Regions from separate parts of the Mus musculus genome. Here regions 1 and 2 are each linked to region 3. The links are chromatin loops, found by intact Hi-C in ENCODE. Cell type or tissue: heart. All regions are shown on one strand. Links, peaks and the distances in the headings refer to the core of each region. The heading gives the core; the rest is flanking DNA. Region 1 overlaps Sgk1 (serum/glucocorticoid regulated kinase 1). Region 2 has its middle 5.6 kb from the start of Gm5420. Region 3 overlaps Sgk1 (serum/glucocorticoid regulated kinase 1).

Region 1 (10,078 bases), core at 2,183-7,182, 49 kb before region 3:
ACCCAGGCTAGTCTCCATGTTCGCCTGGCTCAGCCTCTCATGCATTGAGATTAAAGTTTCGGGTCACCACACTTGGCTTTGAGGTGATTTTAGTAATATGGAGAAATAGCATCCATATCATGTTAAATAAAAGCAATCATAATATAAACTTGTACTTGGAGGAAAAGATGAATATTTAAATTAATGCATATTGAGATCATTTGTATGTTTTTCTTTTGTTTCCAAGTTTCTCAAATAATTTCTATTTCTATCTGGAAAGACAGAGTCCTTGTAAGCCAAGACTGATTTTTAAACCCATTATGAGACTTTAAACTCTGATCTCTCTGTCTCCACATCTCAAAGCACTGGGATTACAAGCATGAATCAACAGGCCTTACCACCTCAATTACAAGCACGTAAGCAAGCAAGCAAGCAAACAAACAAGAAATCAGGGACCTACGAGATGGCTCTGCAGGTAAAGCTGTATTCAGGGAATCCTGGAAAACTATAGTCCATTCCCAGAATCCATGTAAAGGGAGAGAGAGGCAACTCCACACAATCACCCTAGGCCCTGTCTTTGCACACCCCAGCTCACATGCACACAATTAAACAACAGCTACTATGTACTATCTTTCTATTTTCAAAATTACCTATAATCTGCCTTTGAAAGTCAGTCTCTCTTCCTCTCCCCTGTCACTGACTGGCTGTCTTTCTGTCTGTTTTTCATATCTTATTGAAAACAGAACAGATATATTGGACTGGAGAAGTAGCTGAGTTGGTAGAGTTGTCTAGCATTTGTGACTCCTTGGGCACCAGGGAAGACATGCCGAGCGCAGCGGCCCAAACCCACAATTCTGGCATTCCTGGGGTGCAGATAGGATTAGAACAAGTTCCAGGTCAGCTTGAGTTAAGTGAAAACCTATCTCAACAGATTAAAGAAACAAACAAGCATAAAGTGTCCATCCGGTCTGTTGGTTCTCAGGAGTAGAAGGACGAAAGCCATCATTGCTGTAATGTAAGTAAGCAGCATCCTAAGAAATAAACGATGTGGGCAGAAATGACAAACCTGTCGACTGACTGTTGGGCCACCTTGGATGCAGGCTCATCACGCTCAGTCTGTAATTCTAATGTGGAGCTCAACTTGTACTCAAATAAGGCTGTGTGACACTCGTCCCTCAGTTCGTTCTGCACCATCAGGAAAAGGGGACAGAGAGCCTCAACGCCTTTCTGTGATGATTTCCTTTAAGTCCCTATGGGCTCCAATCACTACTTTTGTTGGACAACTTTCCTACGGATTCTTTCCAAAAGTAAACCAGCAGGCCAGAGAAGCACTTTCCAACTCCCCAAAGGCTCACATCTGAGAAAAGACTACCTTCAGCTACAGTTCTAAGGTCCTCAGCTCCCAGGGGGTGGAGGACCTCCAGCTGGCACACTTGGGTATGCTGTCCTCACTTTCAGCCAGAGGAGAAAAACAACTGGACATTGGATTTAAAGGTCCCAAAACACCCCTAAAGCTGTTTATAATCCCACTAAGGTCAAGTGAAATTGACATTATTGCCTTACAAGTACGCAGATAATTTCTGGTTTTAGAAAATTATTTTGACCAGAAATTTTCTGGAAACAAACAAACAAACAAACAAAAAACTCACGAAACTAGAAAGTCACCCATGAAGGAATAAAGGAAAAATGTCAGGAAAAGAATAGTGGAACAACACCCAGGGTTTTGTGATGTAGCTATAATTTCTATATAGTCTGATGCTCTTTAAATACCCTTATTATTTACACTAAAAACAATTCTACATTTAAATAAATTATTAACTTAATGAGAAACTTTAAAGGATCAAAACAACGTAGAGAGCTGAGGGTCTCCATAGCTATGAAACTGGCTGTGAAGACAGGGCTGGCCAGAGACTCACAGAGGTGTGCCTGCCTTTGTCCCCCAAGCACGAAGATTAAAGGTATGTGACATCATGACCTGAATTTAGAGAATGTTTCAGTGAGAAATGTTTGGTTATCTTCAAAGTCTAACAAAACAGGCAAGACCTGGAGCATGAGGTAAAGAGAGTCAGACCACAAAATAACACAATCAACAGGTTTAGGTTCAGGGATGTTCTCAGGAGCCTCGAAAACCAAGATAACATCTCCCTTATGTGACTGAGCTCAGGACAAGGGATGTGTTATGCAAACTTTCCTGAGGCCTCCACGTTTAAAGCCAGCCAGGATTGCCGAGAAACTTTGTATTTTCTTTTTCTTTTTTTTTTTTTTAAAGACATGCGATTTTGTTTTAACACATCTTATATAATATGACTGTGATGGTTTGAATATGTTTGACCCAGGGAGTGACACTATTAGGAAGTGTAGCATTGGAGGAATGTGTCACTGTTGGCGTGGGCTTTAAGACCCACATCCTAGCTGCCTGAAAGCCAGTCTTCTCCTAGCAGCCTTCAGATGAAGATATAGAACTCTCAACTCCTCCTGGACTATGCCTGCCTGGACACTGCCATGCTCCCACCTTGATGATAATGGACTGAACCTCTGAACCTGTAAGCCATCCCCAGTTAAATGTTGTTTTTTGTAAGCATTGCCTTGGTCATGGTGTCTCTTCACAGCAACAGTAAAACCCAAAGTAAAACAATGGCCTAATTTCCTCTCCTAGAATTGCATCTCCTTCATGTGCTGTTCCCATCAACAGCCCAAGAAAACCAACTGTAAAAACTCACTAAAGGATAACTTAATGTATTGTCTTGCCAACAACTCTAAAATAACCTTATTCTAAATAGTGAGTGCCACAGGGGTTTTTCTTTTAGATAGTTTTGCTAATTGGGTTTCCCTCCATGCTGAGCTCAGGTTATTCTTCTCAGAGTTCAGAAGGCAGGTGGCTCCCGAGTGCTCCCAGGCAGACACTCAGTTGTTCTACTCTTCCCACCACTATTTGGGGGCAGCAAGCATCAGCCATGATCGTTCCAAACGCTGCCACCGTGTTACTTACCTAAGAACTCAGTGTTGAGTGAATGCTCTCCTGTGTGGGAGTTCAATGTCCCTGGCTGCACTTCCATATAGTAAAATTTCATTTACACACAGTTTTTAAGGAAAGTGCCTTCTTACCGTCCCTTCACTTTCTGAGACTTAACTTATTGTCTGTCCCACTGAAATGGTTTTCTTCCAAAATATTCTCTTCTCTCAAGCAACAGGATATCAGAGGGGGTAAATGAAGTATGGGCTTACAGTCTCACTTAAATGAGAACAAACTTGTCATTGAGAATAACACATCATAAATAACCCACATACACACAAAAGTTTATAGCAATAAAAATGTATCTGTCTCCTTCCCCCAACATGGAGTTAGTTCCCCTTTGTTGCACTGACTTAGTGATTTTTTTTTCCTACAAATTTTAAACAAAGATTGTTCATTCCATCTCTGAGAAAAGTCATCGTCTGCCAGCTGAGAATATCATCTTTGCATCCCCCGCCCGCCCGCCATTTTACATCAGAAACGTGAGTCACCTGTTTCCTGCCCATACAGACCTGGAGGACTCCATACAGACCTGGAGGACTCCATACAGACCTGGAGGACTCCATACAGACCTGGAGGACTCCATACAGACCTGGAGGACTCCATACAGACCTGGAGGACTCCTCATGAGAACAAGAAATGGAGTTGATTTATGAATTCAGAAAGTAGCCATTAGGTCTTAGAAAAATAGTAGATTTTTGAGAATAAATGCGGAAACCTCATTTGAAAACTGGTTAGCAGCAAGATTGAGGCATGTTCCTTCCTGAAGCAATTACAGCCACGCTGTGTAAATCACGGGGTTCTGGTGACTCCGTCCAATAGAGGAGAATTCCAGAACAGACATAAAACATTTTAAAATGAGACTAATTTCCCAAACCAGTCCGTTTTATTAAAATGTTGATTCCTTCAAAAACTTTCATGCGTGGAAAGATGGTCCTGGAATACTAGCACAGAAATAATTAGTATTTTTAATTGGTACAAGTGGGAAATAAGGCAGACCAGCTTTAATAAACAAATCCAATCTGGGGCACATTGAAGTGAATTCACAGTTTGTTTTTTTTTTTTTTTCCTAAAATCAAAGTGCATTGTACTTACTAACGAACAAAATGAATTAACTTGTCAAATGGAAACAGTATAATTGAACTAGGGACAAGTTTGGCGAATTAAGAAAGGAGAAGCCTTGAACCCTGGGACTCAGGATTGAGTCCCTGACAGGTGTTCATCAATGCCTTATCCACAGTCATCTACTTAAAATTTAAACATTTTAAAACCCCACACGGCGCTTATTTTGCAGATCAAAATCAGAAGTGAACAATGATCAAATACATTATAAGTGTGCCTACCCATGGTTATGAAGTCTAAAGGCTGACTCTGCAGGGAGGGAGCTGCCTCCTCCTAGCTGTTGAGCTACAGAAGTGAGCACATCTGGATCCCTAGTGATCCCAGGAGCTTTGGGTGTTGGGAGGCAGCCATCTGGTACAAAGGAAATCTGGACAGAGTGTCCCACCCAAAAGAAAGCACTGTATTGTGCTGCTATGAAAAGCAACCACTACACTTCCCTCTGATAAAACATCAGCCTCTCAGCTGGTAAAGGATTCAAAGAAATACATGTGCAAAAGTGTTCACTGGCTGACCAAGGTTCCAAAACCACCACCGACCTGCAGATAAGAAACACGAAATCAATTACTTTCGGAAACTGCCTAGGAACAGCATGCTGCCTTCATTTTAAAATGCTGCTCTTTTTATAATTTCTGTTGGTTATGGACTTCTCCTGACCTTAGGTGTCTGGTTGGTTTTTAATCCAAAATGAAAAGGCTGGACACCTTGAAAAATGTGAGTCCTTTCTAGTCTTCTTATCTCATCTGTGTGGAATTCAATGGAAATGTAAAATGTTTTTTTTTTATTTTTCGGTCTCTATATATGAATATGTGAAATATGGAATTGATAATGATGGATTAATATACAATTATGCATTGATGAGAAAGTAAAATGCAGCACTTAGAAGGAAAGCCAGTTCAAGGCTACCCTCAGCTATTGACTTCCAGACCATCTGAGCTACATGACAGCCCCTCAGCCCCCTCCCCAACATTTCTTTTTAAATATCATTTTTAATGTTCTAAAGATTAAGTTTTATTGCTAAATTATCTGGGATGAAGGCATATTAAAAATAAATGATCAAATTATAGCTGGAACGATTCATTATGAGACTCAGAAACATTTCATTGTGTCTTATAGTTTTATAGCATGATCCTTGCAGAAACCAAATTATCAGTGGTTTTCCCATCTATACTGTTCATTACTTCTGACCTAATCAACGATATAAACAGGCTTATTCTCAGAAAGCTCAGCAAACTTGGGCATGATGTCATAGTCTGTAATTCCAGAATTGGAGACAGGCAGGAGGATCACCATTCAAGGCAGCCTCTTGTAAATTGAGAGTTTAGGGCTAACCTGGGCTGTATGAAACCCTATTGCAGAACAACAACAACAACAACAACAACAACAAAAGATGTTTAAAATAGTCTCATTAATCTATAAGTGATAATTACCCTAGTGCGTGTTTACCTATACATGTGAGTGTAAGGGAAGTTCATTATTTTCTTTTGTGGGTATTTGCTTTTGTGAGACAGTGTGTTGGCTAGTCATAGGTCAGCTTAACAGACAAACAAGTTATCTGAAAGGAGGGAATCACAATTGAAAAGATATCTCCATAAGATACAGCTGTAAGCAATTTTCCCAATTAGAGATCAATAGGGGAGAGTCCAGCCCATTGTGGGGTCCATCCCTGGGCTGGTGGTCCTGGGTTCTATAAGAAAGCAGGCTGAGCAAACCATGAGGAGCAAGTCAGTAAGCAGCACTCCTCTGTGGGTCTCTGCATCAGCTCCGCCTCCAGGTTCCTGCCCTATTTGCGTTCCTGTCCTGGTTTCCCTTGATGATGAACGGTGATGTGGAAGTGTGAGCCAAAGAAACCTTTTCTTCTCAACGTACTTTTTGGTCATGGTGTTCCGTCGCAGCAATGAAAACCTTAACAAAAACAAGCTGGTACCAGGGTTGTTGGGTATGGCTGCAATAGACTTGATCCTGTCTTGGGGGGAATTTTGGAACTTTAGGCTAGAAAAGCCATTGAGTGCTGAGAGCTTGGTAAGCTGTTCTGTAGGAGTTTGGAGGATAATGATGAGAGCAATGCAGAAGATGGAGGCCTGGCTTGTGAAGTTTCAGAGGGAAGTTTAAAGACTCTATCACGGGCATTTGCTATTTTAACGTGAGATTCTGTCACGCGTGTCAGCTGGAGCTGAAGACTCAGCCATAATTAGCAAAAGATTGGCAACATTGAAGTGAAACCTGGGACAATAGATACTGGCTAGCTGGAGCTAAGAAGCTAGAGGTGGCCGGGCAGTGGTGGCACACGACTTTAATCCCAGCACTTGGGAAGCAGAAGCAGGTGGATTTCTGAGTTTGAGGCCAGCCTGGTCTACAGAGTGAGTTTCAGGACAGCCAGGGCTACACAGAGAAACCCTGTCTCCAAAAAAAAAAAAAAAAAAAAAAAAAAAGTTAGTGGTGATTGAGAAGAGACAGGCATTACTTGAGGTAAGTGTTTGTTCAGGGTCAGTACACACAAGCTGGGATCCGGAAGCGACCACGGTTTTTTACTTCATACGCAGCCAGACTTGATAATATGTAAGACATACCAGGCGATACTAGTTCTGAAGGCATGAAGGGGTTATGGAGATCAGCTGAGGTTTGGCACTGCGAGCAGTTAGGAGAGGCTGTTGGTGAAGGCACAGCCTCAGTACAGGTGACAACCCAGGACTGAAGGGGTCATGCAAAGAAGTTGAGGCTTGGCACCATGAAGAGAGCCTGTGAGAAGCTATTGGTGAAAGTGCAGTCCAGTTGCAGCAGAAGACCCCAGAGTTTTGGAGATGCCAGTACCATGGGATGATCACCAAGAACAGCAGCAGCAGTGGAGCGGAGCCAGGCAGAGCCTAGAAGACAAGCTGTGTGTGCTACAGAGGGCAGAGCTCCTTGAAAGAGGCCGAGAGATCGTGAATGAATCCCAGATAACTGGACACTGAGTTATTTATACTGTTGGAGTTTTGCCTTGTGTTGCTTAGTTCAGATTCTAACTGTTTCCTGATTCTTCTTTCTTGAGGAAGATATTTAATTTAATTTTGATTCTTGCCACAGCTGAAAGACTGATTTTTTTTTTTTGAAAGAGATTGTGGATTTTCAGAGAGAGATTTTTTTCAGCAAAATAATTTTATTTTCTAACACAGAAAACGTACTCACCCAATATGTGTTCACCTAACACATCTATGCTCAAGCGACTTCCGTGTCACATAGGGCTAGAGAGCTGTTCGGATGTCAAGTGTCTGGATGGCTAGCCTTATACATTCGTCGCAGAGTCTGCTTCGTTAGGTGAGTTATAGACCTTTAAAGCCTTGAAAAGCTACTTTTACTTCCGCAACTACTGCTTCCAGGTGAACAGAACACAGTGGTTTCAGTTTGCATTCCAGGGGAAACTTGTCATGTTTTACTCTGGTGCTGGAACTACTTATCCACATCTGTCAGTCGTGAGCCAGCAGACTCACATGGCTGTGTAAAAGTATCCACAATGGCTTCAGCGGCATCAGGACTGCATATAAAGTGGCTCTCTGACACCGCGGTCTTCACACAGCTAATTCCCACTTCCATCCGTTTTCGTACTCACTGATGCTTTCTAGTAGTCATGAGCACTTTAAATAATGTCAATTACAAAATCCATGACTTTACATTCTGCACTGAATGTAAACCTGTCTGGTTCTCTGTCAGGAATTTTACACCCCCCAAACCAGGCTGTACGTAGTAGCTTCTAAGTAGCCGGAACATCAGAAGCATCGTCATAGCTGGCTGCGTCTGGGTCATCCCCATCAACGGCAATGACTTTCCAGTCAGGGCTGCGCCCAGCAATCATGGCCAATATGCCCAGAACGTTCCTTGTGATCGTTTTCCCCTCTTGAACATTCTTGCACACACCTGGCTTACAATTTCACAAGTGTCAGTTGGGTCATTGCCATGGCAGCAGCCAGAATGTTTGCCACTGAGTCCTGGGTCTTCCTCTGTTCAGGCGTATTCTTCACAAGGCAACAAATTTAAAATGGGATTTTTTTTTTTCATATCTTGCTTAGCTGAATTTAAAGGGTTCTTTGCAGCAATTTCCAGTTTTGCATGTGAACAGTGCAGACCCTCAAACATCATGTGAAATGCACCCTTCTCTGCATAAATCGGAACATGGCGAAATGCTGAAATATGCTGCCATTTCTCATCTGGGAGAAAGACTGGTGCTCCAGGGTGAAGGGCACAGTGCCTGGCTACTGAGCCACCCATGGTGTCTGGGAACATGCCACTGCCACCAAACAGTCACCCAACCACACAGTCCCAGTGCAGAGCTACTGGTAAGGCAAGAGGGGAAAATGAGGACCTGAAATTTTAATGTGCTTGAATTTGTAAGGATTGGGGGACTTATAAAATTATTTATGTTTTTAATGTGAAATCCTGGGGATCAATAACAAAGGAAGGGTTGGGGCTTAATAGTGATGTGTTTGTGTGTCAAGTTGACAAGGGGCCAGTTGTGATAGCTGATTTTATTGACACACAAATGAGTTAGCTGAAAGGAGGGAACCTTAACTGAGAAGATGCTTCCATTAGATCCAGCTATAAGGCATTTTCTTAATTAATGATTGTTGGGGAGGCCCAGCCCATCTTGGGTGGTGCTATCCCTGGGCTTGTGGTCTTCAGTTCTATAACAAAGCAGGCTGAGCAAGTCATGGAGAGCAATCCAGTGAGCAGCATTCCTTCCATAGCCTCTGCATCAGCTCCTGCTTCCAGGTTCCTGCCCTGTTTGAGCTTCTGCCCTGATTTCCTTTCATGATGAAAATGTAAGCTGAATAAACCCTTTCCTCCCCAACTTACTTTTTTGGTCATGGTGTTTTCATTGCAGCAATAGAAACCTCAACTAAAACACACGGGGTTAACTAAATGACATCAGTGTCTAGAAATAAGAGCCTTGATTGGTTAAAAAAACAAACCTCTCTTGTGTAAATATTGCACAGCATCAGCTCACTCAGGCATTCGGTTACTTTGAATTTCTCCTTCCTTGTTTTGATTCTGTATTTGCTGAGCAAAAAAGACCCAGAACACAAGTCTGGGGGGGGGGAGTGGGGGGGGGGGTAACAAACCTATCCAGTGAAACACAGGACGGGGGTGGGGAGGGACAGCAGTAGGCAGAGCTCTGTGCCCACAGCTTGGATCTGCCTTGTTCTATTCATGATAGGCCTATTTGGTTTTTTGGTTTGGTTTGGTTTGGTTTACTTTTATTTATTTTTTATTCATTTATGACAAAGAAGCTGAGGAAGACCTATATGATGAATAAAAGCAGAAAGAAGTCAAATCAATATCCAGACATCTCACCTAAGCCTCACAGCAACACTTTAAGATTTTATTATTAATCTTATAAATGAAAAACTCAAGAAGTTAACTCGTAAATATAAACTTGACGTATACAAGGCCCAGTGTCTTTTTTGTATTTATTTGGATGACTCGTGTATTATTTCTGTGTTTATTTATACAATCTCATGTTGGAAAATAGTCATCCATTGCCATGCCTGGTTTTATATGGTGCTGGGAATTGAACCCAGGGCATTATAGATTCTATAAAGGCCCCTTACCAACTAAGCTACATTTCTAACCTTAAAATAAATTATACTAGGTATAGTAGCATACCTTTAATCTCAGTATTCAGAGGTAGGCAGATGTCATGAGTTCAAGACCGTGGTCTACCTAGCATGAAAACAAGCCATGGATACATAATGAGACACTGTCTCAAAAACAAAGATACTTGGTAATGCAATAGCAGGCAATGTGTCTGGTGAAACGTCAGACTGGTCAAAGTGTTGCTGCCCTGCCCAGTCCTCAGTCAGCACCCTGGTTTTGTCCTTCCCCGCCCTACAGAGTCACAAGGACAGGGTAGCTGTTTTGAGAACACTTTTTATTGTAAGCTGTGTAAAGTAAGGAAACAAAGTCGTCAGCGCCACAGTGAGGAAATTCCTC
Region 2 (10,078 bases), core at 2,496-7,495, 220 kb after region 3:
TCTAAAAAAAAAAAGAAAAAAAATTTTTTTAACCTAGCCTTTTACAGGAAAGTCTGCTGACCCTCTGATATCACTGTATTCCGGTTTTGGAATCAGGCCCTTGGCAAGCCAACTACAGATGAGAGAAAGAGCACGTGGGGGGTCGGAACCAGGCTTTGAGGAATCATGTGCCTCTACTGGGGGGTACGGTAATCATTTACTTGCCAGAAAAGACAAGAAATATGTCAAGCTCTGCGAATAGGAGGAAGGAGATCTTGGTGGCAAAGATGTGGGTGTTATCAGGGGCACAGGCTAACGGCTTCCAGAATCTGGCTGTTGTTGAGTTCAGGAAAGGGCCAGGACCTATCGGATTGAGGTTATCGTGGTGGCTTCTCAGAAGAGGTCGAACTGTGGAGGTTGATCAGAGAGACCTAGGAAAGTACAGGTTAGAGGAAGCAGATAACCACAGCACAAAGGTAGGAAATAGAAGGTCACAGGGGAGTCATAGGTGATAAGAAAGGGGCTTCATGGGGGAAGATCGGATAGATGTATTGTGCAGGAGGATTAGGCTCAGATGGTAAACTGCCTTGACTGTTGGGCTGCATCCACAGTCATTCAACTTGAAACAAGCCATTCAACCAAGGACTTTCCCCTGAATTTTACTTTCCCTTATGTAGTCGTCTTGCCTGCAAATCTGCCCCTTTAGTGTCTTCACACTCGCCTCTGGCGAAAGCCCATCCCCCATGTGTGTTCAGATTTCAAGAAATGAAAGAAAATCAGAGAAATTGATTCTTTTCTTTTAAAACAACTCAAATCACAAACCATACATTTAAAGGAGTACTTCTACCATTAATATTCAATTTAACAAGTTATATAAGGGCGTAGGCTTGTACACTTTCTACCAGAGTAGCCACGACTCAGTACTTGTAATGTCCTCTGACACTGCATAGACACACTTCCCTGTCTTTCTCTACTCTAGCTTGTTAGAAGAATGCAAACCCAGTTTTCTAGCTTCCTAATAGATTGTTTTCCTCATGGCTATACGCCATGCATGGGGTCCTGAAGATGGGCTTTTTACCATTACCTGCTGTCATTATACAGGTGAAACGGTATACCTATGTTATTTGTTTGCAACCTAAGTTTGTGCTCCAGGCTGTTTTTGAGACCGAGTTGCTGTTTAGAACAACCCACTAAGTACAATGCATTTATAGTCTTGATGGTCACACTTTTTTTTTTAAAACTTGGAGACAATTACTCTGTTTTGAAGAAAACACATTCAAATTAATATTGAAATAGACACGCAAGCAGTTGAGGAAAGGAAATGTCCGATACAAATGCTGTGCTCTCTGTTTGAGGACTTTTCAAAGCCTGGCATATCTTGCCTTGGAACTCCTTGTTCTTATAGGCATATAGGGTTCAGTTTATCACACCAAGTTCAGTTTGACTTGCCATGACATTCATCTGCACTCCTTTCAGAAGTTTGTTTTTACAAACTGCCAGTTCCGGCTTGTGAGCAGAGAGTTTCAGTTACGTCCTAGACTCACCATCCCTCACCCTGAGTCTACTAGCTAAAACTCACAAGGACACCGCTAACAGCCTCAGGTTCCCGTGCAGGACAGTTGAGCAAGACCCTTCACAGAACCCTGTGCACAGCTCAAGCTTTGGACGACAGCACAGTCCTTGGTTTTTTAACCCAGTTCTACTGGACATAAAATGAGCTTAACGGTGACAATTCTGTTGCTCATCACTGTTAGCTTTCGTGCTTGGGTGTACTAAATGACCAGCTTCAAAAATAAAATTGTCATCGAAATGACTCTACAGGACATTTCTCAGTTTCTGTGGTCTGATCTATTTCCTTATTCATTCAGGGAAGCTTGAAGACTTCGCACAGTGACACTTTGTTACTCAGCCTTAAGGGAGAAACATAACATTTAAAGTCCTTTTAAACAAATTCCATTTTCAGGAGTATTGACAACCATTCCATCCATTATTGCCCCAAAAGGGAAAGAAACTCAGAGTGGAGCAGAATACCCTTCTTAGGCTTTTCCTTTCTCTTGCCAACTTCACAGTGAGGGCTCATTTCTGAATAGTAAGCATATACTCCCCTCCCCTCTAGAACAACCTGGGGTGTAAAACAAAACAACAAAAATCTCCTGGGTCGCAAAAAGCAACCCCTCTTTTTTTAAAAGCATCTCTGTAAAGCAGTCAGCTCTGTAGATTATTCATGCTGCATGCATTTTCTAATAGGTAGTCGACAGCACTCCTATGAATGCTCATGATTTTCATATTAAAGTGGAAGAAACCCCGATGCCCTTTCCCCTCCACTCTTCCTTTGAAAACCCTGCTCGCTCCTGCGGAGAAGCCGCATCTCTCCTCCCCGAAGCACCGTTCTAGGCTTGTGTAATCATTTCAGCAGGCTGATGCTTTAATAACGATTTTTAAAATGTGAAATGAAACCCGCAGTTAAAGTTTACTGAAAACATAGGTTGCTGTAATTCCGTTGATAAAAGTACAGAAGTAGAAATGATTGGTGTATGTAGCTGCGCTCGGATCACATGACCCATGGCTTCTAGGGTGCAGCTGCTATCTAACCACCCGCTTCACCTCTGGCACCCAACCTGACAAGCATAAAAAGAGAAACAACACTGCAATGCCCCTTATCTCTTCTCTCTTATTATTGTTTTTTTTTTTGGGGGGGGGGAAGGCGAGCCAACAACCTGCCATACATGACTTATCAACAAACACCATCAATATGACACATTCTGTGACTGACTGTATTATGCAATCACCTCTACATGCCTTTGAAACACCGGCCCACACCCACCACCTCCCATAGATATCTAAAGAGAATTACAAAAGAAATACCCTAGATAAGAGATCTAGTCTACCCTAACTTGGACAGGAGAAAGTTGGCCTCGCCTTCATAAATATGCCATCCATCCATAAATATTCATACGTTCCTCTTAAATCAGCATACAGAATCCACCAGCCTTCTAAGCCCCTTTGGAACAGCCCACTCCATCCCTCTTTGCTTTGCTAAATCTACCTGTGGTTAAACTGCCCGTGTCCCTCCATGGAATTCTTCATTTGAGAAGACAAGGAACAAGTGGCACTGCCCATTGAAGAAATCTGCAAGTTATATTGTCTTCATTTTTTTTAACCATATGTGTTCTTTGATTAGTGTAAATATTGTCTACTCTTCACTCATGTAGAAAATTATTACTTAAAAAAATTCACTGACAAAATAACAGCCTGTGAAATCGTATGGCCTCAACACTTATACCTTAGCCAGAAATTATAGTACATAATTAGCAGCACACACACACACACACAGAGTCACAACCCACTCACTTACTCACACACAATTACACAACACACACACACAAACTCACACACCCACTCACATGCTCACTCACATACACTCACATACACACAACTCACACACAGTCACATATACATTCTCACATAGACACTCGGACACACATACACACATACACACACTCACACACATAACACATACTCACATAGAGATGTTCTCACACACACACACACACACACACACACACACACACACACACACGAAGCAGGAAAAAGGCAGGCAGAGAGAAAAAGGAAGCAAAGAGGAAGTGTGAGAAGAAAGACAAAGGAAGGGAAAACACAGAAGAGAGAAAATAAGGAGATAAAAGAAATTGCTCCCATTATGACTTTTAAATAGAAAATCCCTGCTAGGAAAGACAATAATAAGCCAGCATGAAAACAGAACATAGAAACAGAAAAAATTGTCACCTCTCAAATGTGTGTAGGTACTGAGACCAGAGAACTGTGGCTACACTCTTGCTAACCTTTACCATGAGAAACGGTGAATTCAAAGGAGGCACATAACCTTCCTGAACAGGGTTGGATCGGCCCCATCGACAAAGGTGGAAAGGTAAACAAACCAGGGGGCCAGCCCGGAAGTTGAATGCTTCTGTTGGAATCCAGTTGCACCACTGCCACAGTGACCTTGGCTGTGTTATATAATTTATTTACTCTCCTTTCTTCATGTGGGAACCCGTGATAAAGAATCCAGCAACCCTATCCACATCTCAGGGTCATCTGAGGACCGATGAGATCATCCGTTTGTGACAGCTCGATGAAGGTTGTTAAGCACCAAAGTACAGTATAGCATATGACCACAGTGAGCTTCGAGCTGTTCCCAGACTGGCTGGCAGTTGGAAGTCAGATAGAGAAAGGAGGAGGAGATGGGGTACAGCATTTTTTAAAAGGCAACCTGTTCTATTATCCACAGCTGAATTAAACACACAACACAATACACCACCACCACAACAAAACTCCGTGTGGACTTTTCTCTAAGTACTAAGTTTTATCCAACAGAGCTTAGCAACTGCATCTGAACACAGTGAGCTGGAGCAGCTAAAGATACCAGGGGTATTTTTTTTGGTGTTTTGCTTTTAAGTGGTTCTAACAATCCGTGGAGGAAGAAGGGAAGAAGACACAGGTGGCAAAGACTCGTGTGGTCAGGAGTCCTTGTCATCCCCACTCGGGTACAGACCACCGTGGAGAGCAGCTCACTGGAGGCTGCTACTGAGCGACACCCAGCAAACTAAGAGTTCCAGAACCCGCCTGGTGGCTTCTCTCTGACTAGCGGAGCCAAGTGTCTCCTGTCAGAGGTGGCTGGTTAACAGCGTGAGGGACTCAGGACAAGGACAGATGTCAGGGCAGAGAGGCTGACAGTTAAGCTCTCTGGCCTCTGACAGACAGCAGCTCAAACTTTCTGGGCTCCAGGAAGGAAACTCACATTTTGGAAACAGAAACAAAAGGCTTTCCCCTGCAACTGCTAGCATGTCGGACTGAATTTTGGAGGATTTTAAAAAAGAGCCATTGTTCACCCCCTCCCAGGCCTTAGCAAATCTTTCATCACTTTAAAAAAAAAATATGGTCTTAGCCTCAAGGCTTTGTTTGCATGAGGGTGTATGCTGCCCATGAGTGGAAAAGTCCCCTAAAATTTTCCGTTCTCTTATGCCCCTCCCTCCTTTGTCCAGTCATTCAGGTCTTTGTCTATTGTGACCCTAACATGCACTGATTCTCCACATCAACCTCATTTGAAATTTTAAACTTCAAATGCCCTAGTAAAGAAAAGCCACCAGACTCCTTTTGGCATAGAACCAGGTGTCTGAAGAGCCACGTGACAACTTGCTTCCTTAATTAAGTGATCATATTCATTAGAAGTTACATAGTTAAGTCCTTGTCAAAGATGATACATAGTCAGCAATGGATAGGAGCAATTTTGTCCCTAAGAGGACAGAGTTGTTTTTGTATTGCAGTCCCTTTCCCACTTGCAGTCTCTCCTGGCTTCTGTGTCTGGGGCAGGTGTTGACAGCTGTTGTTCTGTGGTAGGAATGGTTAGAGACACCAGCGATGCTGGGTGGACAAATGTCTTCATCGGGAAATCATGTGTGGGTCTGAGATAGGAAGGGCTGATCTGAGCACCACCCTCCCATCAGTCTCAGACATGGCTGCTTTCCTGGTAGCTGTCCTCCATGGTGAATTCTCTTCCGATCCCGCTGGAGCTTGGCACATACACTCACCTCTGTCTTCCTAGACAGGACCCCCTTCTTATCATTTTCTAAGGAAATTGGTGAATAAAGAGGTTATCTATCGGTGGTTGTCAGTTTTCTCTGAGAGAATGGACCAGAAACAAAAGGGAAATGCCTCTGACTGCATGAAGGAGGAGGATGCTTTGCCTAGGAAAGGGCGGTCCCAGGACGGTGGATTCTGAAAGCCCTGCAGTCATTTACCTCAGAGCATCGGCACAGGCGAGCTGGAGAGCAAGTTTTTGAGTTTTTCTCTTCATTATCATGCAAGAACATTTCACACTGCCTTCTGCCTGCAGCACATTTTTACACTTTAAAGCAAATTCAAATTCTTTGAACAGTATAAAAAAAAAAAGAGAAAGAAATCTTAAAGCTAAACAAAATTTAGTCTCACTAGGAATTGGTTGATAAATAATACACTCCTACTGTGAATATATTTTCATAGTGTTAAATATTTATTTATTAAGAAGTAGCATGTTTCCAAAAACATCTCTTTTGATAATCTCCCCAGTGTGGGACATACACACACACACACACACACACACACACACACACACTATAGAATCAATGCTTTGTAGGTAAGAAGAAAAAAACCTTTCAGGTTCTTAAGGAAAATTGATGAGAATTCCTGGGCACAAGGGCTGCTTTCCTTTATCTCAAACAGGTTTCTATCCTCAAATAATCTACCCCAAGTTGTGTGTGTGTGGTGCTTAAGCTAAACCAGATTTCTGACAATTCCTTCATGTTTCTGAGTAGGGAGAACTGTCAAGAAAGGCTTTAATGATGGAAGGCGAGGGAGACATGAAACACTAACGCATTTAGCTCCCTCATGCTCTTCTGCTGGCCGGCCTCTCCACTGTGAGGCAGGTCCTTGGCTTGAAGCTGACCTGTCTCCCCTTAGCTTCTCCTTCATCTTCTTGGTGCCTTCTCTGATGAGCACACCATAATCTTTGCTCTGAAAAAAAAAGAAAGAAAAAAAAAAGCTGGAAAGGGATTTGCTGTGTGCTTAGTCTTCAAATAGCCAACAAGACCTTGACTTGGCACCACACCCAGTTCCTAGCAAGACATCCATTAGCAGATTAATTGACACCACATCATTTTCCTCATGGAAGAGACGCATATTTTCTCTTCCTAGAATAGAGACTCACTGTGAATAGGCATTTGACTCCTACACCCGCAGTATTTCTGCTAACCCCTTCCCACCCCCAAACCAGAACCGTAACGGATTTCACACAGTGTCACTCGTGATTGAGACTTCTTCCATGGCAAAGGGGGCACAGAAGTGGCTGCATGCATGCCAGCTATTGATCTTACTGTGGTCTTCATTGGCTTAATAGACGGACAGACTATTCTTTTGAAGGCCCACTTACTGTTCTTTAGATGCAAAGTTCCACCTAGGTCAGCATATAATTCATATTTCAGTTTCTCCTGTAGTAGGATTTAGGAGTCAGGAAATAACATCTCACTATTACTACTAGTGATCTACTGAGCACATCTCATCCGTCCAATTCCTGAGGCATTGGGCTCTCAGTGTCCATGGATACTAGTTTCAGAAAGAGGAAGGCTTCAATTCAAACCATGCTATGAGTTGATTGAAGTAGACTGCCGCCCAGCTTCTTGACTCATGACATCTAACCCACAGACGAAAAGGAATTGATTTGTAAGGAAACTGTTTCTGCATGAGAGAGCAAAGGCATGCATGTGCGAAAGAGCTAAAGATCTTAGAGGTTGCTCCCAGTCTTCTCTTAACTGTAATTAAAGGCAATGGGAAACCACTTACTCAATTAGCAGAACTGCTAATGACCCCGAGCCTTTGAGAAAAAAAGATTCGGTCCACACCATTAAACAAGAATCCACAACCAACTCAGGCAATCAGAGGGAGGGAGATGGGAAAAGGTGACTATAACTGTTCATCTGTGGCCATGTGATCATGCAGACATAAGTAATAATTATGGGCCTTTCTATTTCATTTTGTTACGGTTATCTATGTATATGTAATTATACAAGTATAAATGTCTCATCTGTTACCTTTGTATGTCTTCTCTCACATCTCCTTGCCATGTGATGAGTAGTAACTTAATATGTATAGGATAGAGTACCAAAGGGGATGTGCATGCCACCTGGGCAACAGGGTAACATCTTCCAAAGTCAAGAAAAAGAGCCTTAGAGTTTCTTCTGGAGGAAAGGTAAGTGTGATTTTGGTTGTACTTGGGAGATACATCATGGTGGGAGGGGACAGTGCACAACCTTAACGTGGAAACTGAATGTGACACAGGAGGGGTAGGAGAGTTCAGACTGGAAGGTACGGCTGTTTAGTGAGCAGACATGACTAGGCTGAATTCTGTCTCCTAGGACTCCCTTTCCTTTGTATTTTGGGTAGGTGGGGCCACAAGTGTGAATCTTGGGCAAGAGCTGGAGGCAGAAGCAAGCTGCAGTTATTTTAGAGCTCTGAATGCTGCCCTTTCACTGCTTGGCCATTTCTTGCATGAGGTAGCAGATAGGCCTGCAACAACCTACCATCCTCTGGATGGTCCTCTGTAAGCTTATAGAACTCTCCAGCCAGGTCTGAGTGTGTGTGTGTGTGTGTGTGGTGTGTGTGTGTGTGTGTGTGTGTGTGTGTGTGTGTGTAGGGTCCTTCTCCTATAGAACACCATATAGTCAATATAAAAATCATTAAGAAGAAATGACAAAAAAAATTGTTTGCCTTTATGAGTTCCAACTGTATCTGATGTCCAGTCCATCTTTCCTTCTTTATATTCATTTTTCTTTTACATAAAATATGCTCATAGACTTTAATTTCCAACATCATATGTGAAGATAATAGCCTCACAGAGGTGGTTCACTATACCCCATAATTTTGGAAGGTTAAATTCCTGGCCCTACATGATAGGCATGCATACACACACACACACACACACACACACACACACACACACACTTATATACATATACACATACACATACACATACACATACACATACACATACACATACACATACATATACATATACAATGCATGTACATATATTTACCATTTTTTGCTTCCTTTATTTAAACATGATCATTTTTAATTTTAAAATTATATATTTTTACATCATTTCTTCCCTTCCTTCTTCCCTCTAACCCTTACCACATTCTTTCCCTTCAACTCTCTTTACCTTATTCCTTCCTAAATTCATTACTTTTAATTATTATTGTCATTCATATATGCATGCATAGTAATTTTATGTTTGAGATCTTCAGGAGCCAGAAGAGGGAATTGGATTCCCTGGGACTAGAATAACATAGTTGTAAGCAACCATATAGGTGCTGGGTTCTCTGGAAGAGCTGCTAGTGTTCTTACCCACTAAGCAATCTCTTCAGCCTTGACATACAGTCTTTATAGAGCAAAGCTTTATTGAAGTTTGATCAATATAGTATAAACAGTATTTACTTAGGTTGTACAACTCAAATGTTGATGTAAACTGATTTCTAAGAAGCAACCAGGTTATCAGAAGGGATATGTTTGGAACATTTCCTTGTAGCAGGAAGATCTGGAGATGCAATCGTTAGATCAGCCTCACTGGTAAGTAGACAGGAATATGCTTCTCTGGATAAGGCTTCTGAAGACCTGATTTTTCCACATCAAACAGAAACCCTCGCCAGTGGAGTAGAGCTAGGCATGGCTGTCTCCAGAGGTTACCTAGGCAACCCAGCCTTCAGCCAGTAAGTTCTGAGTGGGATATCTGAGGGAGACACTGAATGGCTCCAGCCTGAATAGCATTCTTGTTAGTTTTCTTTACAGCACGAGCATGTGAATGCTGAAGCCCCAAGCCTGTCTTTTCACTGGTTTCTCTCTGGCCTGGATTGATCGCCCACTGCCCAGATCAGCCAGTAGAGAGATTGTTCCTCAGGGTGCCCTGTTCCTCAGGGTCTCCAACAAGGAGAATCAAAGAAGGCAACATAATGCAAGGAGCATTTGATTGCCAATCAAAGATCTAGAGTTTTAACAGAGAGCTGTGGCATATTTCCTAGATACGTGACTATATATGCGATTCTCATTGTACCTCATCTCAGCTGTAACCAAAGGAGCAAAACAATGTGATATTGAAAAATCTCTGGATTCTGTGCATCTAAGGGTAGACCAATACAAGCATCACTGATTTACATGTGCAGTTATGCCAAGGAGGACATAGAGAGCCTGAGTCAAATTCCTTCTGGTTACTATGTTAGACGATATAACACAGACATTCAACCACCCACCCAGTCACTAGATACATGAATCCCCACTGGTTACTATGTTAGATGCTATAGCACAGGCATCCAACCACCCAGCCAATCATTAGGGATATGATATTTTCTAGACACTGGAAATAGAAAGATGAATGGAAATAGGATTCTCCTTCTTGAATTGCCCATAGCTCACTAAGGGGAGATAAATATATTCATAGCTAATGTCAATATGTGGAAATTTCAGTAAGGATGTTCAGAACAAAGAAGGTGTTTGGTGATATTGTTATCCTGT
Region 3 (10,078 bases), core at 2,536-7,535:
ACTGCTGCTATAGCTATTTTCAAAGGCTGTATCTCCAAATACATTAATTATCAGGGAATGTGGAGATCATTTCCAAACACAGGAATCCGGGGAGATGCATTTGATCTACAACCTTCTGAGAATACTTTGGGAGGAATTTGGCCATAAGACATTCAGCTGAGCCCTCTGACAGGTCGTCAGCTTGGAGGCCAACAGGAACAGGCAGGGCTGGAGGAAGCAGTGACATGAGAAAGAAGTAGAGAGGAACCTGGAGAGAGAGCCATTAAAGCCACACCCTTTCCGAAGCAAAGCTTACAAGCAAAGCTTACAAGCACAGGTACTGTAAGTGGCAGAGAGGTGCTTCTAACATTCTGTGGTAAGGTCCCTCACACAAGAAGGAGTCATTGGAACAAGGGCTGAATAGGCCATGAGACAGCCACTAAACCAAGGGAAGACTGTCATAAGATGGGGTGTTAGGAAGTGCTAAGCATTTTTTTCTCCTACTGTAAAAGCTTCATGTCTTTGGCACTGTCCATAGGATCTAATTTTGTTTTAAAGATTTATCTATTTATTTTATGTATATGAGTACACTGTTGCTCTCTTCAGACTCAGTAGAAGAGGGCATCAGATCTCATTACAGATGGTTGTGAGCCACCATGCGGTTGCTGGGAATTGAACTCAGGACCTCTGGAAGAGCAGTCAGTGCTCTTAACTGCTGAGGCATCTCTCCAGCCCCCTAATTTTGTTTTATAAGCCATGCATGTACACACACATACACACACACACACACACACACACACACACACACACACACAGTAGTGTGCATATGGAAGTCAGAGGACACTTTGCTGGAGTCTATTCTCTCCTTTCACCATGAGGGGCTGAGAGATTAAACTCTGTCGTGGAAGTGACAAGCACTTTACCCTTCAGCCCTCTCTCTGGCTCTGTATTCAATACATCTAAGCCAACACTGGGAAGTTTCCATCAGTAAGGAAACCACAGTTTACTTCCTTACTCACAAACCCTTGTAGGTGCTAGGCAGAGCAGAGCGGCAGAGCCTGCAGTAACTACAAAGGCCCTTTGGATATCAGTTTCATTTCAACTTTAACCTCTGAGTTTTTCCACAGACCCCATGTGAAGCCACAAAGATCCTCTTGTCCTGCTGTGACTCTGCAGTCGGAGGTCTTGTTTTGGAAACAGACACCTGCCTGAGTCGAGTCTGAGGCAGCAGTGGCTGAGCCCGTTTGCCAGGCTACTCCACAGGTCCCATGCTCTCAGCCTTCCCAGCCCAGGGAGAAAACTATGTCTTAGTTTTACTGTGGAGTTCTGGCTGTGTCTTTTAGAAGGGGAAGTGGGGTTGGGGGGGGGGGAGCAGCCTGTTAAAATTGCAAAGTATGATTTTAGAAAACGTTCAGAAAATGTCAATGAATTTAAGCAGAACTCAGTCTTTACCGTGGACAAATGAATATTCCTTGAGGGGCTGTCTAGATAAATAATTGAACCCACGTTCACTACTGAGAAGTGCACAGTCTGGCGAGAAGTGTGCTTCCCATAGGGATAGCATGTGAAACTCAGAAATCATTTTATAGATTCTGCACTGAATAAAGGAAAAGGGAAAATGAAAATAATTAGCTGGGTTTTGTTTGTTTGTTTGTTTTGTTTTGTTTTTTGAGACAGGGTATCATTATGTTGCTCTGCTGTCCTAGAACTTGATACAGAGACCAGGCTGGCCTCAAATTCACAGAGATCTGCCTGCCTCTGCCAGCAGAAAACTGATTTCAATGATGTAATTGACTCAACTCAATATACCCCCAGATCTATACTCTCAAATATACTCCAGATAAAACTGCTAGCAGTATATTTTATGTTAATTTAAGGTTTTATTTTAGTTAGTTTAGAGTTTTGTACTATGTTGTGTCCGGCCAGCAGATCACAACATGGGTTTTAGCCTGGAAAGACATTTTGGAAACCTGGAAGAGAAGAGGGGCTAGGTGGCGAGATAAAGAAATGTAGCTAAGACAGTCATTCTGATCAAAGTTCAATTTTACTGTTCCGCACGCAATTATAAAGCAGGGGAAGGGGGCCCGATTCCCGCCAATTAGTCTTGGGGTCCAATAGCAGGGTGACCACATGCACGGCTCCAAACAGCAAAGCGGCAGGTTCCAGCAGTGGGCATGGTAGAACGATTGAGCAGGAAGCTCCACCCCTGAGCAAGCAGGTTTCAGGCTGGGGGAGGGGAGACTACATCTCCTCCCTTTTGTTAACAAAAAAAATAAAATAATAAAAAAAAAAAAGAAAAAGCTGGCCTGAGGCAAAAAATTTATCTATGCTTAATAGTTCTGTCTGAATTTTAGGGCTAAGGAAGAACATCAGGCTGATAGGTCTCCCTATAATGAAAATCTCACTGTACTTTAGATGTACAGCGCCCACAAGACCACATCCTGTTTACAGGCTACTCTGCTCTCTGTACCAACTAGTTTTGTGTGTGAAGGTGACACAACCTAGAATCACCAGAGAGGAAGGAGCCTCAGTTGAGGAAATGCCTTCATGAGATCCAGCTATAAGGCATTTTCTCAATAAATGATTAATGGGGGGAGGGCTCAAGCCATTATGGGTGGTGCCATCCCTGGACTGTTAGTCCTGAGTTCTATAAGAAAGCAGGCTGTGCAAGCCAGGGAGAGCAAGCCAGTAAGCAGCATTCCTCCATGGCCTCCAAATCAGCTCAGGATCTTTTCCCTGTTTTGAGTTCCTGTCCTGAATTCCTTTAATAATGAATAGCAACTATGGAAGTGTAAGCCAAAGAAACCCTTTCCTCCTCTTCTTGCTTTTTGGTCATGATGCTTTGTTGCAGCAATAGAAACCCTAACTAATACACTCTTCAAATGTAGCCTCTAGTTTTGGTCTCTCTGCTTTAGATACATAAGTCTATATGTCACCTTCCAGACATTACTGATATCTTCCCACCTGGGGCATGCCCTGCCTAGAATCTGTGTGTGTTGGCCACATTATGTCTAACACCTGGCAGATGATAAACACATAGTTCTCAATGAGTACAGTATATTTGAAGGAAGGCAGGCAGGAAGGCAGGAAGGAAAGAATGATTTAGGACAGGGAGGAAGAAGAGGAGTTGATAGTGAGCCCATTGCTGAGGACTGTGGGCATCAGACCAAGACTTGTAATGAATTCTGTGGACAGTCTCCATTTATATCTTGCACATTACATATTGATATGCAGTGTGCTGCAGTGTGCGCGTGTATGCCACAGTTTCAGAGAGAAGAAGGCAATGGCTTTCTTCTAGAAGTCCAGGAGCAAATAATCCAGCCATTAGAACTTACACAAAGAACAAATCCTTTTGTGCAAATTATTCGGTCTTGGGGGCTCTGTTACTACACATTTGCCAAGCATGCATGAAAGCCTAGGCTTGATCCACAGTACTGCATAAAACAGAGCGCTGTAGCACATGTCTACAATCCCAGGGAAGTGGACCAGGTCATCTTTAGTTACAGAGTTCAAGGCCAGCCCAAGATTCTGTCTCAAAACATTAACAACAACAACAAATTTTAAAAGAGAGAAAAGAAAGTATTCACTCTTAGAGGTAACTAAGTGACCTTTTGTTACTTTGTAGACAAAAGGAAAGATTGCGCTTACAAAACCTTAAAGGAATGGTTCTCAACTGTCCTAAGGCTGGAAAGTTCCTCCTGTCCTGACGGCCCTGAACCATAAAACTAATTCAATGCTAATTTATAACTGTAACTTTGCTACTCTTATGAATCATAATGTAAATATCTTTGTTTTCCAATGGTCTTAGGTGACCCCTGTGAAAGGGTCTTTCGACTCCAAAAAAGGTTGTGACACAAGTTGAAAACAGCTGCCTAAGAGTCCCTTACTTTGCACAAATGGAAGTCATCATGAAAATGACGCCCCTCCCCCACCCTGGAAGGGCTTTTACATTCTAGGAAATCAAGTAAATGGAGAAAAGTGAGATATTTTTTTTTTCTTTTTGGTAAAAAAAGCAAAATGCATTTGAATAGGAAGAAGAAGACAGAGAAGAAGAAGAAGAAGAAGAAGAAGAAGAAGAAGAAGAAGAAGAAGAAGAAGAAGAAGAAGAAGAAGAAGAAGAGGAGGAGGAAGAGGAGGAGGAGGAGGAAGAGGAGGAGGAGGCGACCTTAAAGGTAATTGAAATGACTCAGTGAGTAAAAGGTACTTGTTGCCAAGGCTGAAGACCTGAGTTTGAACCCTGGAACCCACATGGCACTTAGGAGGTAAAGGAAATAGATCAATAGTTCAAAGTTATCTTCAGCAATCCAGCAGCAAGATTTGGCCAGATGTGAGCACATATCCATTCTATCCCCTAAAACAAAACAAAACAAAACAAAACAAAACAAAACAAAACAAAAAAAAACAAAGAAAGAAAACGGGGATTGAGGGGAAGGGGGACAGCAGCAGACTGCCACCATTAACTCTTCACAAAGGTAAAACGGTGAAGGGTTCCCATCTGATGGGAGAGCTGGACCTGCTGTGCAGGTTGTGACCATGGGAAGCTCCTCTCTAAGTCATACTCCATCCCTAAGAGTTGGGCCATTCTCTCATTTCTAAGCTGTGTTTCCATCCATCCACCATGATTTTGTCTGGGTGCCTCAAAAGAATTTGAGCAGAAAGAGAGAATGTGTTTAATTTGGAAGCATTAAACTCTGGTGGTCTATGTTTAAGGATCTAGATGTGGAAGGTGGCTCATAATTTGGCAGCTTCTAAAGAGCTATCCGATTCTGGCTATTGCCCTGAAGAGAAGTTAGTTAAGCCTTTGACACCTTCCACGGTTACTATTGAGCTGACAGTGGAGGGAGTTAGACTGGATGTCCCAGGGGCCTTTCTGAAGGCCAGTAGCTAAACATGGTGAAATCTTTGGGCTACAGCCAAACAGGAGGATGTTTTATTGGACAAACTACTAAAAACCCAAGTCAATTAGTCTGTATGTGTGGTTGACCTTGTTAGGCCAAGTCAGCCATTTTGATTCTGTCCAAATCGATTCTTTCCAAATCAAACCACTCAATTTGCAGGTATGGGACTAGTAATACACTTAAGTAAGTGATCCTACTCACATGTCAAAGAGAACAGGAGTCAGACCACTTATGCAACATGGAAGTCTTGGAATCAATGTACGTTATCTTCTGTGAATGAATAGAAACTAAATAAAGCCAAACTCAAGGAAGCATGGATATTAAAGTGATTTATGGAAATGCTGAAAATAGAAATCAGTTATCGTTGCCTGAGATCTGATAAAATCTGGCCATTGTACTTCCTCATACAGCCTCATAATTCCCGGATGACAGAATAATGCTTAAACCAAATGTGGACATAGAAAGATAAAGCTAGACTTGGTGACAGTTTGGAGACCTCCATATTCCTCTTGTGGTTTACACGAGTGTGTCTGACATAGCAGCATCTGGGTGGAGACATAGCAGCATCCGGGTCCGAGGAGTTGAACACTGCATGTTACAAAGCTGTGCTGTCTGTCTGCTGAGAGTCCCATAACGATTCACGCCATGCTGATTCTTCAAGTATGTGATTGCATTTGCTGTAGCCCAGTGCTGGAGCAAGAGCAGCCGGCAGGAAGCCCAGTAGATGCAAATTCTAGGCTGGCTTCTGAGACCTCCACCTCCTTCTTCCTCTTGCCAGTTTTATTTGCCTCTGGCATCGCTTTCCCAGCTTAAACTTTAAATTTCTTGTTGTTTGAGACAGGATGTAACACATTCAAGAATGACTTCCAACTCCTGGTTTTCCTGACTCTGCCTCCCAAGAGCTGGGATTATAAAGGTAAGCCAGCACACATGGCCAAAATTCAACATTTTAAATGAGCTAGACCTAAATGTATGCTGTTCAGTAGAACTAAGTGCCTGCATATCATCATGCAAACATTACCACCCACTCCTTCCCATACTGAAACTCCATATCTGTCCAATAGCAACTCCTCAGCTCTCTGCCTACTTCCCTACCCCTGGGTCCTGTTCTAGCTCTCTCCCTCCTCCTCCCCCATTTCTCTCTTTTTTGACTTTTTCTTTCTTTTGGAGAGAGAGAGAGAGAGAGAGAAGTGAATAAATACAACAAAGAGAAGATCTCAAAAATTGAAGCTGCTTTTTGCAGTGGGTAGCAGTTACTGCAGAGATCTTAACTGGTCGAAATAAGGAGAATAAGTTACTAGTGAGTGCTGAGCCCTAAATGGGACATCTGTGTCAAACCTTTGTCCCACAATGCCCAGAGAACATTGAAGAAGAGAATACAGAAAGAACTTAAGAGCCATAAGATGCGGAGGGGTGCGGTGAAGTGCTCTCTTTAGGACATAGCAGGCTGTGCACTCGTGAACTCATGGGAGCCATAGCCACCTCTACAAGATCAAGTCCATAATCACCCAACATGAATGAATGTATCTCATGAAACTCCGCCTCTAGCTGAGCTATCAGCCAATGACAGCTGCTAGGGGAAGTATTAAAAGAACTCTGGGGGAAGTGATAAAGGATTTATGTTGGATATAACCAGGATATGTTCCAACACATATATGAAATTGCCAATGAATAAATAAAAATTTTTAAAAAGCCTCATGTAAGTAGAAGCAGGCACAAAATGCTTTTGTGATTTTATTGTCTTATGTATTGACCAAGTTAGTTTTTGAGAATGTTAACACCCAGGAAAGCTGGTTCTGTCTGTTCGTCTCTATCTTACTCTCATATTCAATACAGTCCCTGAGATCCATAGACTCCAAATATTTACATGAATGAGTGAATGCTTCAGGATGGGGCACACTGCTATCATGGGCTAGAGTGACTTAAGACTGAACAGAGGGCTCCTGAGAACTCAATGTGGGGCACTGTGACTATTGAAGTAACAAGGTCCTAGGATCCCCTTAAAGAGCCTGGGTCTGTGCTAGACTCAGTAGAGGGATAGTAATAGGGGCTATAGTGACATCAGTGATGTCACCAGTGACATCGGTGCCACCAGTGCCACCAGAGAAAAGCCATTGCTAAGGAGACAGAAATGGCTTTGGGGTTTGAAGGGTCAGACACAGGACTTTCAAAGGCACACCCTTGCACAAGCCCCAGGAGATAAATGGTGTTGGCCATGGCAGGGGTTTAGAATCTGAGGTCCAAGGAGGCTTCTTTATTTAGGCAAGGGCTGCTTTCTGCACTTTGAACACTTCTGAAAAGTCTGGGGAAGGCTCAGGGTCCCTTCCTAGAATAAGAGTTTAATGAATAAAGTAAAATTCATTAGGAACACAAGCCCATCTATTAGATCAGAGTACCCTTAGCAAAAGTCCCCCCTGCCTGGTTTTGTTTCAGGTCTTTGATACATGTTATCATGTAGCCTTGAACTCCACAGCCCACCACCAGGGATATAGCATGCTTTCTGTCCTAAGTGCTGAGATCTTAGGCCTTGTGGAAAGTGTTACTACACCCAGCTGACGAAATACTTTTTAAAAAAAATATCTTAGAACAACATTAGACTCTTTGTTATGTAGATAAGCCAGCCTAAAGAAAACCTAAGAGCTACCACAAAATTCTCAGTAATAAGAGGAATAAATTAAAGATTTAAATCTACCTCTAATAACTGTCATATGATATAAAAATACCTTTAATTTCTCCAAATGGCAAAACTACAGGTCCTGCCAGCAATACTGCTATGAATCATTGGCGGTGTCCATGACGGGAGAAGACACTAGTTTTTAGTTAGCATATATGTATATTTATATTTTCTATAATTACATTAATATAACTATATTAGCAAAACACACACACACACATACATGTATTTTTAGGTAAGTCATGAATTCCACCCACAGACATCTCCATGCCTCCAAGGGGTCCATGAATTCTGGGAGAGGGATGAATGCCCTCCTCTTCCTTTGGAACCATGGTTGAACGGCAAGAAGGCTCAGATGGTGACAAGTATGTTATTCAGTAGGGTGGAAAATAGAGCTTAATGACCAAAGAAGCAGCAACAAACGGCAGGTAGAGGAGTGCAAGGGCCCAGCACAGCCTGCTCTGTCATGCCCAAAGTGGGACATCAAGATGCGCAATGGACCTTCGGAATTTTTAAACATTTAAACGTTTGTTTATTTATTTGTGTATCACATGTAGGAGGGTAGGGGGTATCATGGTGTGCATGTGGAGGTCAGAGACCAACTTGCAGGAATCTGCCCTCTTCTCTTCCTACCATGGAGGGTCTAGGGATTAAACTCACACCATCAAGCTTGTAAGCGCTTTTACCTCCTAAGCCATCTCATTGGCTCAGGTCTATAGATCTTTATTGTTCTAGAGATTGAACCCGAGGCCACCACTCACTCTCACAGAAATATTTTAACCACAGAGATGCCAAGTTCTGACCTGTGTTTCTAGAAATGCAATTTGCTAGATTCCATGGGGTTTAATCGGCAGTGAGGAGGCCAGCTGGAAGGTGGAGACCATTTTGTAGGGAAGGACCATGATTCCTGGATGCACTGTAATCCAGGGAGATGGCAGTACTGGCTGTCCGGAAGCAGGAGTGAGGAAGAGAAGCCGCTTAGAAGGAAGTATGGACATTAGAGGCTGTCCTTCTGCTCCTAGATGGAAGAATCTGGCAATGCAGGCAGGAGGACCATAGTTTCATTTCTGTTTTATCATGTTCTTAAGGTAACAGATTCCCAGGCAAGGCAGGCACAGCAGGATGGTTCATGCCTTCAATGCCAGGGCTCAGGAAGCCGAGCCAAGAAAATTGCTTCAAGTTTGAGGCCAGCCTCCATGAATTCCAGGCTAGTCTGCACTACAAGGTGATACTCTTTCTCAAAAACAAACAAACAAACAAAACAAAACAAACATCAACAAAAGCAAAGAGAGAAGAGCCTGATGTGATGATGAGAGCCCTGCCATCCACTGAGTCTTCTAGTTTGTGTGACTGTGGGGAGGTTACTGAGTGTCTTGTTGATGAATCTCCCTTCTGCTACAGCAAAGCCAAGGAAACCTGCACTCTAGGGTTGTGAACTATGAGGGTGTTGAGGCCGGCCCGCAGCTCGCAACGAACGGTTCGACTGAGATGGCAACTCGGGCTGCAAGAGAGGAACTAGACGGGGCGGAAGAAAGAACGAAGCCAAGTCAAAAGTCTGATCAAAGCTCCATTTTACTGTTGCGGGACATTCAGTTATGAAGGAAGGGGGAGGGGACCCGATTCCCGCCAAATAATCTCGGAGTCCAGTAGCAGGGTGAGAACGTGATGGCTTCGGAACAGCAAAGTGGCATGGTCCAGCAGTGGGCGTGGCAGAACAAATGAGCAAGAAGCTCCACCCCTGAGCAAGCAGGTTTCAGGCTGGGGGAGGGGAGACTACATGAGGGAGGAAGAATTGCTGAAGACTTAGAGGATTAAGAGCCAAGGATGCTACTTGTACCAATACATTACAGTCCACCAGTGAAGGGTGGTTATTGCTTGAATAGGTGCTTGGAGTTCAGGAGCAATTAGACAGCAGTGCATACAACTCATATACTTGGGAAGATGAATTTTAGGATCCACAGCTGGCTCTGGAAAACACAGAGAATTTAGCTAAGTGGGGGGTAAGGTTAGGTAATAGAAGCACAGAAGAGGTGATGAGAAGTGAGGGCAGGCGGTGAGGGACCCATACACACCTCAATGATTGCAGAGGTGGGTCATCCATACCGAGGGGTGTAGGGGATGGGTTAGTGTGTGTGTGTGGGGGGGGGTGCTGTGAAAAACACAAGGCAGGACATGGTGGCCCGTTCCCATAACCCCAGCACTCAGGAGGCAGAGGCAGAAGGATCTAGGGTTTGAGGTGAACTTGGGCTACACTGGAGATGCTGTTGATGAGAAGAGTGACGGGAAGGGAGCCAGAAGGGGTGCACACGCTTGTCATCTTACAACTTGCTTGACTACACCGTGAGCTTCAGGACAGCCTGGGCCATACAAGACTCTGATAGTAAGTAAGTACATAATTAAACAAACAAACCAACAAACAAAAGCAATGTAAAGAATTTGTCCATATACAATAATACTTCTGGAAAGCATGGTCCCTATATCAGAGCATCATGTCTTGGAGGTATACTCCAAATAGAATACTGTGATG

The links. Peaks named below come from ENCODE experiments on the same cell type or tissue, not always from the same donor. Only the 100,000 strongest peaks of a DNase experiment are listed, where the experiment ranks them.
Region 1: it touches region 3 in a loop (2.2-fold over the local background); 5 of 42 quality-filtered maps call a loop at or near these places.
Region 2: it touches region 3 in a loop (2.1-fold over the local background); 3 of 42 quality-filtered maps call a loop at or near these places.

What each region holds. Positions count from the first base shown.
Region 1 is chr10:21,947,110-21,957,187 of GRCm38, reverse strand. All of the region lies in intron 2 of Sgk1 (serum/glucocorticoid regulated kinase 1), which reads right to left. It also overlaps the pseudogene Gm18511. Among named protein-coding and RNA genes, the nearest start is that of Gm46215, 70 kb to the right of the region's middle. In heart, for the core only: a CTCF peak has its summit at 4,393; a DNase peak (open chromatin) is centred at 4,477.
Region 2 is chr10:21,680,191-21,690,268 of GRCm38, reverse strand. No RefSeq gene overlaps it. Among named protein-coding and RNA genes, the nearest start is that of Gm5420, 5.6 kb to the left of the region's middle. In heart, for the core only: a CTCF peak has its summit at 4,606; DNase peaks (open chromatin) are centred at 4,018, 4,608 and 5,378; H3K27ac peaks cover 2,009 bases.
Region 3 is chr10:21,898,176-21,908,253 of GRCm38, reverse strand. All of the region lies in intron 1 of Sgk1 (serum/glucocorticoid regulated kinase 1), which reads right to left. Among named protein-coding and RNA genes, the nearest start is that of Gm46215, 21 kb to the right of the region's middle. In heart, for the core only: no CTCF peak of the experiment used is centred there; a DNase peak (open chromatin) is centred at 5,503.